Regions from separate parts of the Homo sapiens genome. Here all the other regions are linked to region 2. The links are chromatin loops, found by intact Hi-C in ENCODE. Cell type or tissue: mammary epithelial cell. All regions are shown on one strand.

What was found. Hi-C counts contacts between places; a loop is a spot of excess contacts. Peaks named below come from ENCODE experiments on the same cell type or tissue, not always from the same donor. Only the 100,000 strongest peaks of a DNase experiment are listed, where the experiment ranks them.
Region 1: it touches region 2 in a loop (6-fold over the local background); 5 of 110 quality-filtered maps call a loop at or near these places.
Region 3: a loop joins it to region 2, with 6 times the contacts of the local background. A loop is called at or near these places in 2 of 110 quality-filtered maps.

The regions. Positions count from the first base shown.
Region 1 is chr11:79,258,882-79,261,381 of GRCh38, reverse strand. All of the region lies in intron 2 of TENM4 (teneurin transmembrane protein 4), which reads left to right. Among named protein-coding and RNA genes, the nearest start is that of MIR708, 140 kb to the left of the region's middle. In mammary epithelial cell, a CTCF peak has its summit at 1,377 (motif pointing right); no DNase peak of the experiment used is centred here.
Region 2 is chr11:78,643,833-78,646,332 of GRCh38, reverse strand. No RefSeq gene overlaps it. Among named protein-coding and RNA genes, the nearest start is that of NARS2, 70 kb to the right of the region's middle. In mammary epithelial cell, a CTCF peak has its summit at 941 (motif pointing left); DNase peaks (open chromatin) are centred at 432 and 892; H3K4me3 peaks cover 133 bases; H3K27ac peaks cover 545 bases.
Region 3 is chr11:79,706,980-79,709,479 of GRCh38, reverse strand. No RefSeq gene overlaps it. Among named protein-coding and RNA genes, the nearest start is that of TENM4, 270 kb to the right of the region's middle. In mammary epithelial cell, a CTCF peak has its summit at 973 (motif pointing left); no DNase peak of the experiment used is centred here.

The sequences.
Region 1 (2,500 bases), 620 kb before region 2:
TTTGTGTCTAATGAATGTCCATTCCACAGCCCCTGGAGCAGGGTTTGGTACAGGTTTGTGGGGTCAGATCTATCAGCTTTCCCCACACACAAGCATGGAGGCTACCCTGCTAGTTCAGCTCAGTTTTTCTGCAGAGGTCGATCTCCAGGTATGAAATTATGTCTGGACCCAGGGTCAGGGGGTCGTACTTCCCAGTGAACTTTCCACACAAAAGGTCCAGTCTCCATGGCTCAGGTCAGAAATTACCCACTAGACAGCCTCCCTCTCCAACCTGCCAGGTCAAGGCAAATAGGAATACTGCCCCCTGTGCCTCATGGCAAATTGTCACTCAATTATGGCCACTTTAGAACCCAGGTTATCACAAATTGACTTGGCTGATCTCTCTAAATTGCCTCATTTTCATCTATTTCTTTTGCTCTGTTTCCAAGAAGAAATTCTGAGCTCAGGAAACATCGTTTTCATAGCCCAGTTGTCCCTTTGGTCAAGGAGTTGTAAGAGAGGGGAATGAAGTGGGTTGGGGGAAGATTTGGCATTATCTGGGGTTGGATCCCCAGAAGAACCTCAGGCCAGTCTGTGTCAGGAGTAGGGAATACTGGGCAGGTGGGAGGGCCCTTTTGGCAGTAATGAGGTACAGCCTTGGAGAGCCTTGAGTTGGCACCGGAGGCGTGCTGCTTGAGGAGGAAGAAGGGAGTTGAATTAAAGCAAATGGTAATTTATGGAGTCCACAGTCACGAGTCCACTGAGTCCCTCTACCGCATACTGGGCAACAGGGAAGAACAAGGCAGATCTCCTGCCCCTGAAGAGTTCTCTGGTCAGAAAACAGACAGACCTAGGTTCCCTGGTTCCATTACCTGAAGTAAATCATATGCCTTCTTTAGCCTCAGCTTACTCTTCTGTAAAGTGGAGCTAACAATCTCTATTTTTTAAGGTGATTGTAAAAGCTAAGTAAGATAATATATGCCAAGTATACATAGCACATGTCCAGACATATGGAATGTGTTCATTAAAGGGATGTTCTTACTATACTGCTGATAAGATGTAGGTGAGGCATCCTGGGGTAGAAATTAAGGAAGCACTCGCAATCAGGGTGGAGCCATCACAGGGTCAGCACTCAGTGCCTCCTGAAAATTTTTACCCTTGGTGCCTCGCTCACCTTACCCTAGTCACAACTCTGATGTTAAGTAATGATTGAAAGTGACTATCGGCTCACCGATGCCCTTAAATGAAGTTATATTTTGTCACAACAATATCTATTCTCACATGAGAAACAGATGTACAACTATGTTTGAGGCACAATGTTTGTTCATTCTACAAAAAAATTGTAACCTCCATATAAAAAGCCACTTCTCTCCACCACCCACAGCCCTCCAGGTGGCAGTGCTCACTGTATCCCACTAAGTTGATTATTAACAGTTTCCTGCATCACATAGCTCTTTAACTGGTAGGTCTGAGAAGTGGCCATAATAAGATGCTCAGAGCCCAGGGATCTTGTCAGCAAGCGATGTGATATTAACCCATCTTGCGTGACTACAGTAAATGACAACAAAAGAGAGTTGTTGAGATTTTTTCTCTTTTAATTGCTTGCTGGTACCTAGCGCCATAGTGAGTACATAGTAGATGTTTAATGGATACTTGGTGATTGAGTTCATGGGTATAGGGATGGATGGATGGGTGTGCATGGATGGATGGATGGATGGATGGATGGATGGATGGATGGATGGATAGATGGATGGATGGATGGATGGGGGAGTGGATGGGTGGAGGGATGGATGGATGGATAGGTGGATGGATGAGTGGATAGATGCATGGATGAGTGGATGGGTGAGTGAGTATATGGGTAGGTAGGTGGGTGGATGGATGGATGGATGGATGGATGGATGCATGGATAGATGGATGGATGGACAGATGGCTGGGTAGATGAAGATAGATAGGTAGATTTCATTAGAATGTATGTTCTAGGAAGGAAGGAATTTTTACATATTTTTTTCATTGATGTATGTCCAATGCCTAGGACTTAACATGTAACAGATAGTAAATATTTATTGTTGAATTAGATGGATAGGTGGAGGAAACAGTGTATGAATGGGTAGATGCACAGATAGATGAATTCATACTAGTTTACTTTTGAACAGTACTTTACACTTTACATTCTGTATCTTATTTGATCCTTGACCAAGCTGTGCAAAGTAGTCTGCGTAGGTACATAACTGATGAAACCCTCCTTTTGGCCAAGCAATATTCTCATTATGGCACACCTACTTCTGTCCTAGGAACACCCTCCAACTCCTTTGAGAAATACGAGCTAATTCAACACTGAGCACGTGACCTAGTGCACTGTAATTCTCTGCATTGTGAACCAAATATGTGTGATCTTCACTATTTTGGAATGAACCAGAAGAATGAAGAAACTATCCCTGGCCATACAGCTAGTAGGTGGGGGGGGCCAGGACTGGAACTCAGCTTCAGATTGCTCATCTCGGGCATGTTTTTCTTCAGATGA
Region 2 (2,500 bases):
ACAAGGAGGAGGAGAAGGAGCTATTTCTTGAGAGCCATTCCCTCTATCAGACAACCACACTAGGCCTTTTACACTTCTTCCTTGAATGCATTTTTGTAAGTTCATTAAATCTTTCCCACTGCAAGGAAAGCTTCAGATGGCAATTAACATGTACTGGGTGCCTACAATGTGTCAAGCAGTTTCCTAGGCACTTTGAATGCATTTGCTCATTTATTACTCACCACAGTACAACAAGAGAGGTACTGTTAGTATCCAATTTTCAGGCGGAGAGGCAGGCACTTGCCAAGGGCATGTGAGGTAGCAAGCAGATGGAACTGGGAGTTGAAGCTGAGCAACCTAGTTCCAGGCTTGCACGATTCATCACTACCCAGACTCCCTCCTAGGCTGAGACAAAAAGAAAATGTGTACACCCTGTCCTGGAATTTACTGGTCTACTTAGGAAGAGAGATATATAACTGAAGATCCATAAGGCATTCACTTATTTACTCATTCTGCAAACTTTCCCTCAAGGACATCTTACACCAGGTGTGGATGAGTGTGTAGGTGTTAATTCCCTCAGTCTGGTGGGAAGAGAAGCTAAGCCAGGTTGTACCTGCACACCAGTGATTCAGGATGAGGCAGCAGGCACTGGGACTCACGGGATGAGAAACAGAGTTTGGGGACAGCTGGCCAGGCAGTGCCCAAGCCCTGGTCTAATGGGGTCTGAAGAATACCTCTCTGCCCAGCAGATAAGGAATTCTCAGCAAACTGCTAGCCCTTATTATATCTAAAAAGCTCCACCGATTCTCTTCCTTTAGCTTTATCCCTCCTACCTAGGAAGAGAAGGTGAATACTGTCTGATGGGTGGTCAAGCAGGACCTAGCCTCTTGCAGCAAAAACAGAACTAGCTCTTCCTGGGTCCAAGGCTCCAGATAAACTGGCCTGAGCTGCCATCTACCGGCCAACTGTGCACACTGCAGCAGATACTGCCAAGGCCACCTTCTTGACCAGGTGCAGAGGGATGGAGGACTAAGGTGGCTGAATTCCTTAACTGTTAAGACAGGGGGAGGCTGTCATCTCCTAGTGTGTTACAAACAAAAGGAGACTGAGACTCTGAGAGGTGGCACAAGGTAGTAATCATTTCCATTGACCATTTGCCAGGCACTGTGAAAAGCACTTCACATTGCTCTTCTAATTGAATCTTAAGAATCTCGTGAGTACTATTACTTATCCCCCCTTTATGTGTTGTGTTTCTGAAGTCTCTCCATTCTATAATAGTTTTCCCTTCTTTTTAATGCTATTTATTTATTAAAGAAAAAGGTTATTTGTACTCCAGGATATCTCACAACCTGGATTTAGCGGCTAGTTCTTCATGGTGTCACTTTACTTGTTCTCAGGCCTCATAATTCCTAGAAGCTGGCATGTAGCACTAAAGGCTTAATTAAATTCAGGTTCAATTGTTTTAAGCAAGACTAACTCATAGGTACTTTCTATTACATCTAATGGGGGACACATAGTGTTTGATTATTCTACTTCTAGTGATAAGATTTGGTGACGTTAAATAAAAAAATGCTGACTTCTTAGTCTATTATTCCTTCATTAACTGGAACTCTTCTTTAAATAAGTAAAATATCCAAGTAAGTGGAGCAGTTAGAGAACCTGCACAGGCTGCATAGAGCAGCTATGTGGAGCCGAAAAGCAAATAGTGGCAGCCAGATTGGAGAAGAACAAAATTTGGAGGGCCACTGAACTGGCAGAATTCACCTCCCTTTTCCACTCTGGTATCCCCACGCCTTGACTCAGGTAGTTGAAAGTCCAGAGGTGCGCATCCAAAAGAAACCTCTATTTCACCTCGAGGAGTGGGAAGGGGCCCCCTGAGAGTGGCAGCATTAACAGCGGAGGCCCATAGACATGGGGGAAGCTTCTCTCTGATTGGAGGAGCGGGGGTGTCAAGAGTATGGGTGAACCTCCACTACATTTTCTCTCTGTCCTTTCACCAATTGGTCCTAGATGCAGGTGCAGTAGCTGCAGCAAGTGTGTGTCAGAGAGAGGCAAATAAAGCCTGAGATTTCTGGCTGGAAAACCTAAAATGTGGGCCTCAGGGCAATGAAAAATACCAAGGGAGATGGTGATGATGGAGAAGCTCAAGACAGTGGTAAAGTCGTTTGTGAATGCCCAGACTCATCCCTGAGCATCGCATGCATAGATCTGATCCTACGCAGTATGCCATAAACTTTGAGAACTGAACTCAGAAAAGAGTCCGTGGCTCTGGTCCCAGACTGCCCATTGGGTGGCACACATGCAGAACAGATTTGAATAGCCTGACAGTGTCTTGGAAAACCAAGCAGACATTGAAACCACAATCTATAGAAGGTTGGTCAAAACATGTTCTGAACCCAATCTAGTCAAATGCTTGCAAAAAAAAAAAAAAAAAAAAACTCTCCATAGAATTAAGATCCAGTGTTATAACATTTGAAGTAGTCAAGACACTTGGCCTATGAGGAAAATCTTAGCCAATACT
Region 3 (2,500 bases), 1.1 Mb before region 2:
AGTTTAAGGTGTTTGATAGTTTTGTTCAGAACATTTATGTCTTTTATTTTTTCTAATTTCTGAGAGAAGGATGTTAAAGTCTCCAGTTACTACTGTAATGATCCATTTGTTCCTTTTTGTCAATTCTAAATGTCTTCTTGATGAGACCTTTTATCATTTCATAGGGGCTTTTTTTGTCTGTTTTTTGTTTTTATTTTTGTTTTTGTTTTTGTTTTTGTTTGATTTTTTTTCCTGAGACAGGGTCTCATTCTGTTTCCCAGACTGGTGTGCAGTTTTGCTATCATAGCTCACTGAAGACCAGAACCCCTAAGCTCCAGCAATCCATAAAGGGGCTTTTTATTTTTTATTTTGTAATTATGTTATTTTTTGTCCTTAATAAAGCTCTTTGTCTTGAGATCTATATCAGTCAAGGTCCAGAAATCACACAGAAGTGGAACAGGGCAAATTTAATCTAAGGAATTGTTCGGTAGTAACAGGAGATTAATTACTAAGGGGCAGAGCAAGCTCTACCATGAATGATGAATGGCAGGTACAGAGAGCAGCTACTACCTCTGGGGCTAAGGAACAGTACCTAAGGAAGAAACACATTTTGAACAGGGCCGGAAGCATGAGACTCAGACCTGGTTGGAAATGTGAGTTTGGCACATTGGATGGCCGAGAAGTTCATGGAGGTACAAACTAGAACTGGCAGCACAGTAGGGTCCTGACAAAATTCACTAGGAAACTACTCACTAAGGTGTCGCTGGAACTCACTGGAAAGGCACCTACTGAGGCACCCGAAAGAGTCATTGGAATGTCAGCTGGTGCAAACTGGCTAGAAAGCTGCCCAGAAAGTTGCCACTAAGTCAGTGGGAAGCGAGCACCACTGGATGTCTTGCACACACACTACAGGCCACTCATGCCTGGGAGAAAGAAGAAAAGTACACCAAACCGGAAAGAAAAGCCCTTTCCTCCTACCGTGTCCCTGCAGCACCCTCTACTGACATAACGTAACAAAGTTGGCAATGGTGAAATATTTAAAGTCCACCTACAGTACCATAAAGCAGGCCAAAGGAGGATGGATTTGGAGCTGGGAGACAATAAAATTGATAACTGGCGAAAGCAGTAATCTGTTTGCTACAAAATCAGCAAGTCCAGCTGTTTATGTTTACTGTTTACGTGGTTATCTTTTTCCATCCACTTACTTACAGGCATTTCTTTTAGGTAGGATATAGTTGCTTTGCTTCTTGCTTTTTTAAAAAAATAAATTCTGTTAATTTCTGGGTTTTAATTGAAGTATTTAGTCCATTCACATTTATTGTAACTATTGTCATGGTTGAATTTAGGTCTGCTAGTTTAGTTTGTTTTCTGTTTGTCTCCTCTCTTTTTGCTTCTTTCTTTGTTCTTTACTGCCTGGTTTTTAAAATAATTTTTAGAATTCTATTTATTTTATCTTTTGGTTTTTTTAGTTCTCTTTGCATTATTTTCTTTTTCTAAAAGAAATCTTTTAGTGATTGCTCTGGGGATTACAATTTATGTCCTTAACTTTTATCTCTATTTAGAGTTAATAGCGTAACACATCATAAAATGTAGAAACCTTGTAACCCCATATACTCATTTATCACCCCTTCCCTTATGTTATAGCTGCCGTAATATAATAACTGAAAATATTACAGTCCTAAGACAATGCTACAATTTTTGCTTTATTTTAAATAAATTAAGAAAATCTAGTATGTTATGTTTATCCAGATATTTAAAATTTCCAATGCCTTTTATTCCTTCCTAAGGACAGATGTTTCTATCTGGTATCATTTTCCTTGAATCTGAAACACTTCATTATTTCGTATCATGCAGATCTTCTGACAATAAATTATGTTGGTTTTATCTTTTTTGTTTAATTGTTGTGGGGGGTTCTTTTATTTGAGATGGGGTCTCACTCTGTCACCCAGGGTGGAATGCAGTGGTGCAATCATAGCTTACTGCAGCCTCAAAATTCTAGGCTCAAATAATCCTCCTGCCTTGGTCTGCCAAAGTGCTGGGATTACAGACGTGAGCGACTGTGCCTGGCCTGTTTTGTTGTAAGATATCTTTATTTTCACCTTTATTCTTGAACGAAAATATCATTGGTTATTTTTATTCTGGGTATTTTTTTAACACTTTAAAGATTATTGCACGACTCTCTGGACTCCATATTTACTGATAAGAAATCAGCAAGATTTTGAGTTATTATTGCCCTTTATGTAATGTGTCATTTCTCTCTGAGTGCTCCAAAGGTTTCTATTTTTGGTTTTTAGTAATTTGACTGTGATCTCCCTAGATGTGAATTTCTTTATATCTATCCTGCTTGGCATTTTCTGAATTCTTGAATTTGTAAATTTATGTCTTCTCCAAAGTTTGGGAAATTTTAGCCACTAACCCTTTCAACAATTTTTATTCCTTATTTCTTTCACCTTCTTCTGAATGTCCAGGAGACTTTTTGCTATTTTCCCATAGTTCCTCAAGTCTCCTCTCACTTCTTCAA